2 separate regions of the Homo sapiens genome follow, and region 1 is linked to region 2. Evidence: chromatin loops called from intact Hi-C (ENCODE). Cell type or tissue: natural killer cell. All regions are shown on one strand. Links, peaks and the distances in the headings refer to the core of each region. The heading gives the core; the rest is flanking DNA.

Region 1 (6,925 bases), core at 2,480-4,979, 1.4 Mb after region 2:
AAAACCCCATCTCTACAGAAAATTAGCCAGGCGTGGTGGTGCACACCTATAATCCCAACTACTCAGGAGTCTGAGGTGGGAGGATTCCTTGAGGCCAGGAGTTCAAAGCTGCAGTGAACCATGATCGCACCACTACACTCCAGCCTGAGTGACAGAGCCAGACCCTGCCTCAAAAAAGGAAGTAAATAAACAAATAAAATAAAATAATTAAAAGGTCAGAAGTGGGGGATGTGCTGTAGAGGCAATGCAACTGGCTATACATTGACAATTGTGGAGTGATGGGTACATGGGAATTCATTATATTATATATTCATCATATAATTCTCTTTGAACATATTTTAAATTTTCTATAATACAGAGTTCTTTTTATAAACAAAGAAGGAATGATAGGAATGATTTAGATTTCTTAGCAACACCGGAAGCAAGAAGACAATGAAGCAATGGCTTCAAACTCCTGAAAGAAAACTATTTCCAAAGTAGAATTCTATACCTAGACAAACTGTAAATCAAGTGCAAGGGAAGTGCCCAAACAGATGAATCGGCCTTAGCTGAATCAATGGCTGTCCATCCATTTCTCTTGGAAGTAAGACAGAGTATTTGGATACTGAAACAAGTAGGTTTGTATATTTGATAATGGAAATAGGAGGTATTTCTCTTTAATGTGCTTCTGATTGCTTTACTTTGAGGAACTCATATCTAATGGAAAACATGGATGTATAAACAGGTAATGTTTATGTGTACCAAAACAAAATATACTAAGTTCTCCAATAGAGCTATGTTTAGCAGCTTATGGGACTCCAGCTTTGTGCCTCAAGAAAGGATTTATGGAGCTAGTAATGCCCGAGATAAGCCTTAAAGAATGTATAGCAGTTACACAAGTAAAGAAGGAAGGAAAAAGTATTCAAGGTGGTGAAATCACAATTAATAAAGGCATAAAGGAATAAAACATCATGGTGTATGTAGAATACTAGCACAGAACCAAACACAAGGTTGGGCCCCGTGGTTCACGCCTGTAATCCCAGCACTTTGGGAGGCCAAGGCAGGAGGATCACTTGAGGCCAGGAGTTCGACAACAGCCTGAGCAACACAGCAAAACCTTGTCTCTACAAATATTTTTTTTAAAAAAACTAGCTGGGTGTGGTGGCATGTGCTGTGGTCCTAGCTCCTCAAGAGGCTGAGGCAGAGGATCGCTTGAGCCCCAGCAGTCAAGGCTGCAGTGAGCTGTGATCATGCCACTGCGCTACAGCCTGGGTGACAATAATGCTTATTGACATGGACCTGGCATATCTAGTGAGACTAGAGATCATAGATGAAATTGGAAAGTATTATGCAGCTATTGGTTATCTGAATGTTGGGTTTATTGTCATGAAACAGCAGAGTCAGGAAACAAGGTGTTGGCCAGGCGCGGTGGCTCACACCTGTAATCCCAACACTCTGGGAGGCCGAGACGGGCGAATCACTTGAGGTCAGGAGTTTGAGACCAGCCTGGCCAACATGGCAAAACTCCATCTCTACTAAAAATACAAAAATTAGCCAGGCATTGTGGCACACGCCTGTAATCCCAGCTACCCAGGAGGCTGAGGCAGGAGAATTGCTTGAACCCGGGAGACGGAGATTGCAATGAGCCAAGATCTCACCACTGCACTCCAGCCTGGGTGACAGAGTGAGACTCCAGAAAAAAAAAAAGAAAGAAGGAAGGAAGGAGAGAAAGAGAGAGAGAGAGAGGAAAGAAAGAAAGAAAGAAAGAAAGAAAGAAAGAAAGAAAGAAAGAAAGAAAGAAAGAAAGAGAAGGAAGAAAGAGAGAGAAGGAAGGAGGGAAAGAAGGAAGGAAGGAAAGAAGGAAGGAAGGAAGGAAAGAAAGAAAGAAGAAAGAAGGAAAGAAAGAAAGAAAGAAAGAAAGAAAGAAAGAAAGAAAGAAAGAAAGAAAGAGAAAGAAAGAAAGAAAGAAAAGAAAGCAAGAAAGCTAAAAACTGTATTCTGCAGTAGAAGTTAAGGATCTAGAAAGTTTAGGAAACAACCAAGATGGTAAGTTCCTTAAGATCTTAAATGTAAACTGGTAGAAGTCTCCTACCAGTGGACTTCTACACTCAGTCTTAGGAATAGTCTGGATGGCTCACAGTTCACAAATTTGTTTACTAAGGTTGAATTTAGCCCTGGCTTATATTTCATTTATTTAATTCAGCAATGTTTATCATCATTTATTCATTTGCCAGTTGATTCTACAAAAAATTTTAAGCACCTATTTATATAGACACTGTTGACATAAAACAGTCTTTGTGGTGTCTATAGTCCAATGAGAGAGGCAGATGCTAAAGAAATATAGGCACAATTAATACATAAAAGGCATTTTTATGTGGCACACAGTCCATACCATATGACCCAACCAGAAGGTTCAAGTATTTCAGTACAATTTAGGTCAACTTCAATATTAAAAATACTTCCTAAGTACAATAGTAATTTTTAGTGCATATTATAAACAAGGGCCAAGAAAAAAAAACCCTAATTTGATCTTTATATTTGTTAGTTCTTAATGAAAATACTAATTGCTCTTTACCCATTTCTGTGAAACTCTAAATTTTTATTTGTGATGAGTCCAGGTCTATTGGATAGACTTTCAGCATTAGTAAAATGACAGAACATATTACAGGGAAAGTATAAGAACATACAGATTCATTTTCTTTTAAGCTTGGAAACAGGATTCTTTGACTCAAATAGGGCTTCTGTTTGGTGAATTAATGGGTCACCATAACCAAATAATTGTAAGTCACAATTTAACTGAAAACCAGAGAGTAAAAATAGCAAAGACTAAACATATAACATCCTTCTTTCTTCATCTTTGCTTCTGAAAGGTGTGTCTTTCCTGAACTATGAATCACTGCCACAGACTTTGCAAATTTGTTCCATAAGAGGGAAGTACCAGAGCAGCAGTAATGTTCTCATCGCGGGCTTCGCTGCTTCGGAGGGAAGAGGGGCACAGCCTATATAGTTTGGATAACTCTCATTCCCCACAGGTCGCATAAAATGGAAACTGTTAAAACATAAATATTCTGCATTGTTTCACATTACCTTTACACAATAACTGTGACGACTATACTAATAGCAGGCATGATCTTATTGCTTCCTTTCCTTCTTAAACTTGAGTCTTGGGTATCATCATAATCAACATTCTAAAGCTTCCAACATCTCAATCCTAAAAAGTAAATGAAAGCATGGTCCATAAAATTTACAGCTTATGTTTAGTATTTTGGCAACTATTGCTACTCCATAGGCCTGAAAGTAAAATAAATAGGGCTTGAATTTTGAGTCGAAATCAAAATTAAGGTTTTCTTTTTCTTTTATGACTTGGCTTGCTACAGAATTCTGATTGCTACAGAAAAAATTCTGAAAAATATTTGGTAAAATTCTGATTGCTAAAAAATTTTTATGAAATTCCCAGATTAATAATTGTTATTTTAGCCAAAAGTTTTTCAACATTGTTAAAATATAGCATTGGCTAAAGTCTCTCTCTCTATGTGTATGTGTGTGTGTGTATGTATATATAGATGCACACAGACTTTATTTATAATTTTTGCATGCCCTAAAATTTCCGTTTATGTATTCTTTCTGATTGTTTTTCCAAAAAATTAACACCCACATTGACTTATTAGCTTCTCTCCTAAGATAATTTTCTCTCCATATATGAAACAAAGTTGAAAAAAAATAGCTTCTTTTACATCATATAGTAATAATTTCAGTATCACATATTTTCTTCTTTGTCTTCCCAATAACAATTGCTTGAACAATGATGATAATGAATTTGTGGGTGAAATTATTATTACTTTGTGCTTCTTTACCCTCTTTTGTGTAATTAAGGGTACAGTGTACTTCTTTACCTTCTTTTGTGTAATTCAGGGTACAGTGTACTGTTTTACCCTCCTTGTGTAATTCAGGTACAGCAGCACCACATAGTGGACATTTTGGTACTTCTCCGTGAAGAATCATTTCGCTTACCTTCAAAGCAATTGGTTTGCTTTAAGGAATGCAATTTGTGTGGATATTGCTGATGATTATCTCTCTTAATATTGCTCTGGTGAGCCAACATGTGAAGTTACAGATTTCACCTAATATAAGAACAATAATCAGCCTCACAGTCATTGTGAAAAGATAAAAGAGAAGTATTTTAAAATAAGTGTGAAGATACATATAAGTCTGTGCTTCAAATTTACTATGTAATACTAATTATTTCCTAATGTATACTTTGTAAGGGAAGCAAAGCCAATGCTTAGATTTTAGTAATAATAATTCTCAGAGTAAGCCATTCATCCTCATCCATATTCCTATATATCTATAGAAAGAGGCCTAATAGAGGTAATTGTTGCTGTTGTGATTAAATCAAGGCACAAAGAAAAAAATAATGTATGCTATCCCAGGAGTTGATATGTAAATCCAGTTAGCAAAGAGAAAAATTATGCTAATATTAACATTGTCATTTTTTTTGCCACAGTAAGTCTGGATTTGTCAGACATCAATTAAAATCAGGGTGTGAGCAAGGATTTTACACATTCATGGAGAAACATAAAGAGCTGCCATCTAAATGCAATAATACAGTATTTAACATTGTTCTAATAGTCACACCACTTTTTGTCCCAGAATAATTTATGCTCCCTGACTCAGCATACAACTCCCTGGCTAGATTGGAACAGAAACAAACTGACAACCCAGAGAGGAAGCATTGTGTAGAAGGGACAACTCACCCACAGCCCCATGCTTTAGGGGCTTCAGCCAGTTTGTTCATAGAATCAGACTCACTGGAAATATTCAGGACTTAGAATGGTGCAAGGCGAAAAGGAGCAAAGGGAGTCATTTGCAAAAGATAAAAAACACAGTCACTTCTACAGAGTTCAATCATGCAATCACTTGTTGAATTAACCAGACAACATTTCTCAGTTAACGTCTACATGAAAAGCACTGATCCAGGCACTATGGACTATAGAGCAGGGGTTGGCAAACCACAGCTAGTATGTGGCCTGTTTTTCTACAGCCTGTGAGCTGGGGATGAATTTACATTTTAAAAGATTGTTTAGAAAGGGGACAGACAGAGTAAAGAATATATGACAGAGATATTTTGCCAGCAAAACCTAAAATACTGACTATCTTGTCTTTTACAGAAAAAGTTTGCTGACCCCTGCCATCGAGACAGATTTAACACTCAATAAACTTAGAGTCTAGAAAGGACACTAAAACATAACAATAGAACAAACTCAATAACTTATAACTTTCAACCATTTACTGTGTGTTCAGAACTGGGTTAAGGCTGGTTGTGATGGGTGATACCTGTCATCTCAGCACTTTGGGAGGCCCAGGCCGGAGGATTGCTTGAGCCCAGGAGTTTGAGACTAGCCTGGGCAATAGAACAAGACCCCATTTCTACAAAAAATATCAAATAAAAATTAGCCATAAGAGGTGGCACATACCTGTAGTCTTAGACACTTGGGAGGCTGAGGCAGGAAAATCGCTTCAACCCAAGATTTTGATGCTACACTGGGCTATGAATGCACCACTGCACTCCAGCCTGGCTGACAGAGCTAGACCCTGCCTCTTAAAAAAATTAATTAATTAGTCTGGGCGCAGTGGCTCACGTCTGTAATCCCAGCACTTTGGGAGTCCACGGTGGGTGAATCACAAGGTCAGAAGATCAAGACCATCCTGGCCAACATGGTGAAACCCTGTCTCTACTGAAAATACAAAAATTAGCCAGGTGTGGTGGCGTGCGCCTGTAGTCCCAGCTACTCAGGAGGCTGAGGCAGGAGAATCGCTTGAACCCAGGAGGCAAAGGTTGCAGTGAGCCGAGATCGCACCACTGCGCTCCAGCCTGGGGTACAGAGCGAGACTCTATCTCAAAAAAAAAAATTAAAAATTAAAATAGAATTGGGGTAAGTGTACTATATTCATTATTTCATTTAATCTTCACCAAAGAAAGTATGAGGTAGTTATAATTATTATCAATTTAACAATGAATAACCCAAGACTTAAAAAGGCTAATAAATAAGATCATGTAAATGACCAAATCTGGGATTAAAATCTAGGCCATCTAGCCCACAGCACTTAACCACTCAGTTCAGGTACATAAATAAGAATGAAAAAAAGAGTAGAGAAATATAAAACTATAATATACTGCAGCAAAACAGAGGTGGCAGATAACACTTCCAGAGGGCTGTTCAGGGAAGATCCTTGGACATGGTAGTTTTTAAGTTGGGCCTTGGAAGATGCGAGTGATTCAGATGCCTGACATTGCAGGGAAGGGCAGTCAGCTTTGGAACTGCCTAGGGGCAGAAGCATGGTGGGTGTTGGGGAGCGGTGAGCTCCCCACTGAGCAGAAAGAGAATGTACAGGAAGATACTACTGGGAGATGAGTAGGAAACCTCGGTTAGAGCTAGACTGTGGATGGTGCTGAACAAAGGAAAAATGGGGAATTTAAATAAATGAAAGTGACTGGACATTTATGACTAAACAGTTGACACAATCAGCCCTGTACTCTGGGGAGATTAATCTTACAAGGGTGTTTTGGATGGATTAGAAGAAGAACTAGAGACAGGAAAATAAATGAGTAGGCTATTAACAATAATCCAGGTCTGAGATTGATGAAGACCTGAACTAGAGTAGAGACAGTGAAAACAGCATGCTAGAGAGGAAAATGTATTGTTAAGGTCTCCACCTACCAAAGCCACTCACTAAGTAATGCAAGAGGGAAAAGATAAGTGGTCTGGCAACGACAATCCCCCCACCCCGCTTCCTCAGACCCCTAATAAAGGCTAAATGTTGTCTTCTTTTGATAATTGTCACTAATTTTTCCCCAGCCTTGTGCCACCACACTACCATGCATAAACACATACACACGGGTACAATATACACGGACATCAGTTTTACTGACTGAAGATCCCAATAT
Region 2 (6,925 bases), core at 2,155-4,654:
TTTCCTTTGAATATATACCCAATAGTGGGGCTGCTGGATCGCATGGTAGTTCTGTTTTTAGTTTTTTGAGAAATCTCCATACTGTTTTCCTTAAAGGTTGTACTAATTTACATTGCCACCACCAGCATGCAGGGGTTCCCTTTCTCCAGATTCTCACCAACATCTGTTGGTTTTGACTTTTTAATAAAAGCCATTCTGACTGGTATCAGGTGCTAAACTCATTGTGGTTTTAATTTCCATTTCTCTGTTGATTAGTGATGCTGAGCATTTTCTCATATGTTTATTGACCACTAGTGTGTCTTTTTTTGAAAAATATCTGTTCATGACCCCTGGACATTCTTGACAGATTCTGAGGGGTCCCTCCCTGGGCCTTGAACTTTCCTCCTTGTTTATTGCCTTCTCCCAGGAAGGGATCCTTTGACCAAGTTTATCCACCTCCCTCTCTCCTACCCCACAGCTATTTCAAGAAAAGCCAATATGGTTTCCGTTGTTCTCCATCCTCCCACTCCCAGTTTGCTTCTGAAGCTTGGGCTGCTGTGATCTGATCCTTGTCCCAGATGCGTGTAGAATTACCCATGGTAACATGGAGGGGTCCATCCAGGGACAGGCCTATGTTTCTTGAAGTGTGTAGGTCATGGATACTCCTATGCCAGAAGCTGCTCTGACGTTCCTTGGTTCATTTCACACTGGCATCTAGAGGCTGCAGAGACATCTGACAGCAGACAGTTAAGGACATGTAGGGTACTTCTGTGCTCCACTCTCGGGCATAGGAGTACCCTACGTGTCCTTAACTGTCTGCCAAGGACCCTCAGAGCAGTTCTGTGTTTCCTCCTTTTTTGGATGGAGCAAACAGAATGGTGTAATTGAAGGGAATGCCTATAGACAGAGAGGACTTTCCTGTTTTGAGCTTCATCTGGGTTCAATCGAAGTACTCTTGGGAGTGTTAAAGGAGCATTGACTTCTTAGCTGGCTGGCTTCCTGGTGGAATTCTTCCTGGCAGAATGTACCTTGGGATCCAGAGCCTTCGAGTGTGTGACACCTGACCCACTGATCAGTGCTCTTCTAGTGACTTGTTTGACTATATTTTCATGCTTCTTGGTTGGAATTGAATGGCAGAATAAGATTATATGACAAAAGCAATTCTCAGGGCACTTCCGGTGGGCAGTGGCTAAAGAGAGTCACTTGCATACCAGCTTGTCGGAATGTTAACCTTCAGAGATGGGTGGCCTTGTGGCCAGAGAGGCCCTGCCCCTGACAAAGAGAAGAGACTTGCCTTTCTGTCATCTGTCCATCACTGCCAATCAGTGTCCTCGTGCATTTCACACTGGCATCTAGAGGCTACAGAGACATCTGACAAAAACAGAATATACTTGTGGTACCGGGACTGGCTCCCAGGCCAGCAGGGAGCCCTCTGGGATAATAAACAGCCACCCCAAAAAAGGGAGTTTTGTCAAGCAGTTTGATCTTTATTGAAAAGATTGGTCGCTCTTGGTGACAGTGAAAGGCCTGACTGCCCTCCATTGTCCATGTCTGGTACAGAAGAAGGATCACTGGAGAAAGTCAGGAGGCCTGGGCCTGGTGCTGACCCCCTCACCACCTCCAGCCTTGGAAAGGTCCTCAGTTTCGTCATCTGTAATGCAAGTTGAGGTGATTGGGGTAAATAATTTCCTAGACCTTTCTGGCTCTAACTCTCTAAGACTAGCTTCCCCCATTTGTAAAATAGGAGCAGCAGCACTGGTACCTATTGTACAGAGTTGTTTAGGAAACTCATTTCATTTAGCTCACATTTCCTGAGTGCCTGCTGTGTATCAGGCACTACACTAGGCTCTTTAACCTGAATTGATGCAAAACAGATATGAGGTGTGAAAAGAAGGCATGACCCATAGTCATACCAAAGATGTGACTTTGCTGCTGACCTTCTCCACCTTTCTTGGCACTGTTTGTTTTTGTTTTAGATCACCACCATTATTGAATGCTTGCTACAATTTTTAAGCAGCCGTATTGAGAGGTACTTTACTGACAAATTTTACAGTTCGATCCTATAATGGGAGAAGAAAATATAGTCAAGTGATACATTTCGGGTTGGAAGCCCTGATGAAACAGTTGCATCCTGGAGAGAACATGACTTCTCTAGCAGCAGCCTAAGACACACAAATGAAAAGTATGACCAGACGCACAGGCAGCCAGATCGAAGTCCTGACTTTCCCCTTTAGACAAAGTACAGACTCTTGAATCCTTTGCCATCCCCACCAACCCTCTTGTCTTCTTTATACTAGGGTCTGGGGCCATTGCTAATAATCACTGTGCTTGTGTTGTCGATTTTCTTTTAGAACATTTAAGAGAAAAGTAGTTTTTTTGGTACCTGAGTGTCCGAATGAAAAAAACAAAAGATGGTTCAAGACAAGTGTTTCCAGGAACATGTAAGAGTACTTTTTTTTTTTTTTTGAGACGGAGTCTCGCTCTGTCGCCCAGGCTGGAGTGCAGTGGCATGATCTTAAGCTCACTGAAACCTCTGCCCCCCAGGTTCAAGCAATTCTCCTGCCTCAGCCTCCCTAGTGGCTGGGATTACAGGCATGCGCTACCATGCCCAGCTAATTTTTGTATTTTTAGTAGAGACGGGGCATGTTGGCCAGGCTCGTCTCGAACTCCTGACTTCAAGTGATCCACCTGCCTCGGCCTCCTAAAGTGCTGGTATTACAAGTGTGAGCCACCGTGCCCAGCCCAGAGTACATTTTGTTTGTGGATGAAAAGACTGTCCTATGTGTTTAGTATTCTCTGAAGACAGTGTGAGACTTTTAGGAACAAAGTCAGCCTGACCCTGTTGGGAGAGGCAGAAGCAGAGGTCTGCTGGGGAGAGATCATTTCCTCCTTCTGATAAAATGTGCCAGAGTGCCCTGGACTGGTGATACCTGGAACTGGGCTCTGATGTCACTTTATTTTACCAAATGTGCCCAAGTTTCCCCTTTTTGCAGGTGAATGGCCCTTCAAACATTCTACAAAAAGGGGTATTACGATTGTAATACTAATCTTTAAAATAACACTTTCTTTTCTTAACGGGAGTGTGGAGCCACAGCTGGCACAGCCTTGGGCCCAGGCTGTCCCTGCTCTGTTTTTGTGGTTCCAGGTGCTTGTGGTGCAGGTTGTGTGGTTGAACAGTGCTTGTGTTGGCCACACACATTGTTATTGGAAGAGGATCTTTTTTTCATTACCTTCTGTAATGGGGAATAGTTTATATTATTTTCCCCAATGACCAAAAGCAAGAAACTTTGAAAACTGAAATTTTAAGACCTTAAAACAATGTCATTTTTTTTTTAAAAAGGAAACCCTGGCATTTAAATGGCCTACCTTGGAAGCTGTTGGAGAAGGTGGATGTGCTCATACCTGGAAAGAGAAGGCTCTCCGCTGCCTACCCACACTGGTCTCGCCTTTTACCTCTTTTCCCTCCTTTCCAAATAACTGGTTTCTTCTCCCTTCTCTTCCTCCTCTCCTCCCACCCGCCCCTGATTTGAGCAGATTATAGTATTGCCTGTTAGGTAAGCAGAAACCCCCAAGCCTGGTCAGTAAGGGATCCTTTCCTTTCCTGCCCTGTTACAGTCCATCTTGGTTGGAATCAGCACCAGGCCTGTTTGTATGTTTTTATCCGCAAGGTGGCGCTGCAGGAAAGCCTGGAAGTCAACCTGTTTAAAGCTTTTCCTCTCATGCTTTTGGCACGCCACTTTACTGTGGCCTTAAAGAACTAAATTTGGTTTAAGTCAGTATGGATTTTTTTTAATGAATAAGTTAATGTCTTATATATGCATATGCCTATATCCTCTTTTCCCCATATCTACCCATGTAACCTTAAAATTTTTTTGAACCATGTTGGTGTTCTTGTTTTCATTTTAATTCCCATTCAATTGAAAAATAAAGCTTTTCACTTCAGGGAAAATATCTTAATTCACGTTTATTATCATATGTTTCTGATTGAGGATTTATGTGTTCATTTAGAATTTTGTTGCTTTTAGGTGTCTTTCTTTCATTATTTTTTGATCACTGAGTTTCGTTTGTGACTGGGGTTGGTTAAGTAGCTTGATCAATTAGCCACCTCTTGTTATCTCACATACCTTGGAAGTTAACTAATACAAGTAGGTAGGGGAAATTTTGTTCTGGAAAATCAAGGAAGGATTGGTGAAGGTTAAATACCTCTTCGGAACAGGAAATTCCAATTTTATTTCAAATTTAAAAATTTTTAAAAAGCTGAAGTCACTTGATTTCAGCCTCTTATATGAAGATGTGTCTTCTCCCTCATTCCCCCAATGGGTCAGGACAACAGATGTGGCAGTAAGCAGTCACCTTGTGCATTGCATCCAAGAGTCATGCTGTTTTGAAAGAAGAGATTCACTCTGATACTCCCACTATATTTTCTCTTCACAGACATACAATCTTTGCCAGCAACACTTCCTCCTTGCAGATTACAAGCATAGCTAATGCCACCACCAGACAAGACCGATTCGCTGGCCTCCATTTCTTCAACCCAGTGCCTGTCATGAAACTTGTGGAGGTCAGTGGGTGTCAGCTTGTGTGTGTCTGCCCGCTCTGCCAGCTCTCTCAGTCCTGCTTTTCTGTGTTACACCAGCCCTGCCACCAGTTGCCTAGGATGGGTTTTAACCTGAGGGTAGAAGGTTGTCCCTGAGCCTCATATCTAGGAGGGCTTCTATGCTTTGTTTCTTCACAGCCCTGTGTCTTGCTTAGTGATATCCAGAAAGGCTGTTAACTTTGTGGAATGTCATTTACTTATTTGTGCCAGAGCTGATGGGCAGTGCTGAGAGGCATCAGAATGGGAAGGCAGCACTAGAAACCGTGGGCTGGATGGGACCACACAGAGGGCAGCTACATGTGTTCATATTATCTCGTCGAGGTCAGCTTGCCCATGCTGTAAATGCAGTTCTCATTAGATACACTATACTAGCTTGTCCACAGTTCCTGGGGTTAATTCTGACCCCATGTAATGGTGCCTTAGCGTTGTCCCCAGATGAGGTACATCTCCTGTGCATTGTGATCAGAGCTATTAAAACCAGCTCCCATTGGGTGCGGCGGCTCATGCCTGTAATCCTAGAACTTTTGGAGGTGGAAGTTAGTGGATTGCTTGAGACCCAGGGGTTCAAGAACAGCCTAGGCAACATGGCAAGACCCCATTTCTACAAAAAATAAAAAATCAGCCAGGGGTTTTGGTGCACGCATGTAGTCTCCAGTACTTGGAAGGCTGAAGTGGGAGGATTGATTGAGCCTGGGAGGTTGAGGCTGCAGTGAGCTGTGATTGCACCACTGCACTCCAGCCTGGATGACAGAGCAAGATCCTATATCGAATAAAAAAACCCTAAAAGTAAAAAAATAAAACCAGCTTCTGATAGCCTTGAGCCTCCTGACCATAAACCTGGAAGGTGGAGCGGGGAGGCAGGGAGGGCTTCCCCAGCATCCTGTTTGGAATGCTTGGAGACTCCAATATGTTGGAGTTGGAGTCACAGTAGGCAATTTGCACCTGAAATGGGACAACTTGCCTTTTACAGGGTCCTAATTACAGGGTCTGAGGAGCAGCCGCTATTAAAGTAGCATTTGTTCTGAGGTTGAGGAGTTATTGCCCTGCGAAGTGTGGGGGACGCTGATGCTGCCATGTGGGTGATGTGGGGCCAGGCAAACCTACACACACTGGCTGTGGCCTCTCTGGGAGTGTGTATCGTCTGTTTTCTTCATTATTGCCTTTTCCAACTACCTTTTCCTTCCTTTATCCTCCTCATTCCCTCACCACTACTCAGCATAAGCATTTTTAATAAGTCATAATAATGACCATTTTTTTTAGCATTTTCTCTCAAGTGACAACTTTGACCATCTTGCAATGGGACTTTTTCTGTCTTACTAACATTGCTTCTCAGCTTCCTCCTATTTTCTCCTATCCCCTAAGGCTGATTTTTTGAAGAAATTGAAGAATGAAGGGGAGGGATTTGGGGAACAGAAGAAACAGCATTTAACAGCTCTTATCTCATGCAGATTAAGAGCAAAGAAGTGGCATGCATTTCCAACATTTCAGTACTTAGGGACTAGTTGATTTCTTTAGTTATTATATTGTATATATAAGTGTTTTGGAGATAGGCACATTCTGTAGATTTACTTTAATAATGTTTTCAACTGCATTTATCTGGTAATGTATGCTTTTGTCTTTGGAAATGTAGTGTGTTGGTTGTTAACAGCTGATGTTTAGCAAATGCTACTATTTTTTAGAAAGTATTTTGTAAAAGTGTTCTTCTCTATTCAGTTTTTATTGTTTAACTTTAGCTCTTCCTTGTGTTGCTGGTGGTGTACACCAAAATAACTTGTATAATAAGCTAAGTGGCTCCTTTACTTAGGACTGGGCTCATTTAAATGTATATATATATGTATTTTTTTTCAGACTCTGTTGGAACTAGGAGCAGCGTATCTGTACAAATTACTGTTCGTTGAATGAATGAATGAGTGAATAAACATCCATCTCTCCTGTTTAAAAAGAAACAAACCTTCACTATTATTAACTCCCTTAAACCAAAAACTTAATTTGAAAACTCCATAGTCAGCAGTGTTTGTCCCCCAGCTCAGTCTGTGGTTTTGATGGAGACTTTTTAGACCTCCTTTCAAACAGCTCTGGGATTCTGTTTGATTTGTGGTACCCGCAGGGTGGCTTCTGGTCTTTCTCGTCCTGCTCCTCTTCTCCATCTTCACTGTGTCTTTTCCTGTTTCCATCCATTCACTTCTCTTGATGTCACGACATGACACCATGGCCCAGGCTGTGATCACACGAAAACAGGAGTGAGAACTCTTCTTTGTTTATATAGCACCTTTCATCCCTGCACAGACACTAGCTCATTAGTTCACCGAGTCAGACGGCCCTCTTGCACAGGGAAGACATGCCCATGAT

The links. A loop is a pair of places that touch in the nucleus more often than their neighbours do. Peaks named below come from ENCODE experiments on the same cell type or tissue, not always from the same donor. Only the 100,000 strongest peaks of a DNase experiment are listed, where the experiment ranks them.
Region 1: a loop joins it to region 2, with 19 times the contacts of the local background. A loop is called at or near these places in 8 of 110 quality-filtered maps.

The regions. Positions count from the first base shown.
Region 1 is chr4:109,402,584-109,409,508 of GRCh38, forward strand. No RefSeq gene overlaps it. Among named protein-coding and RNA genes, the nearest start is that of SEC24B, 28 kb to the right of the region's middle. In natural killer cell, for the core only: CTCF peaks have their summits at 3,957 and 4,161; a DNase peak (open chromatin) is centred at 3,948; H3K27me3 peaks cover 356 bases.
Region 2 is chr4:108,015,127-108,022,051 of GRCh38, forward strand. It overlaps HADH (hydroxyacyl-CoA dehydrogenase), which reads left to right. Exons shown (of 8, transcript NM_005327.7): 4 at 4,414-4,540. Among named protein-coding and RNA genes, the nearest start is that of HADH, 29 kb to the left of the region's middle. In natural killer cell, for the core only: CTCF peaks have their summits at 3,664 (motif pointing right) and 3,868; a DNase peak (open chromatin) is centred at 3,655.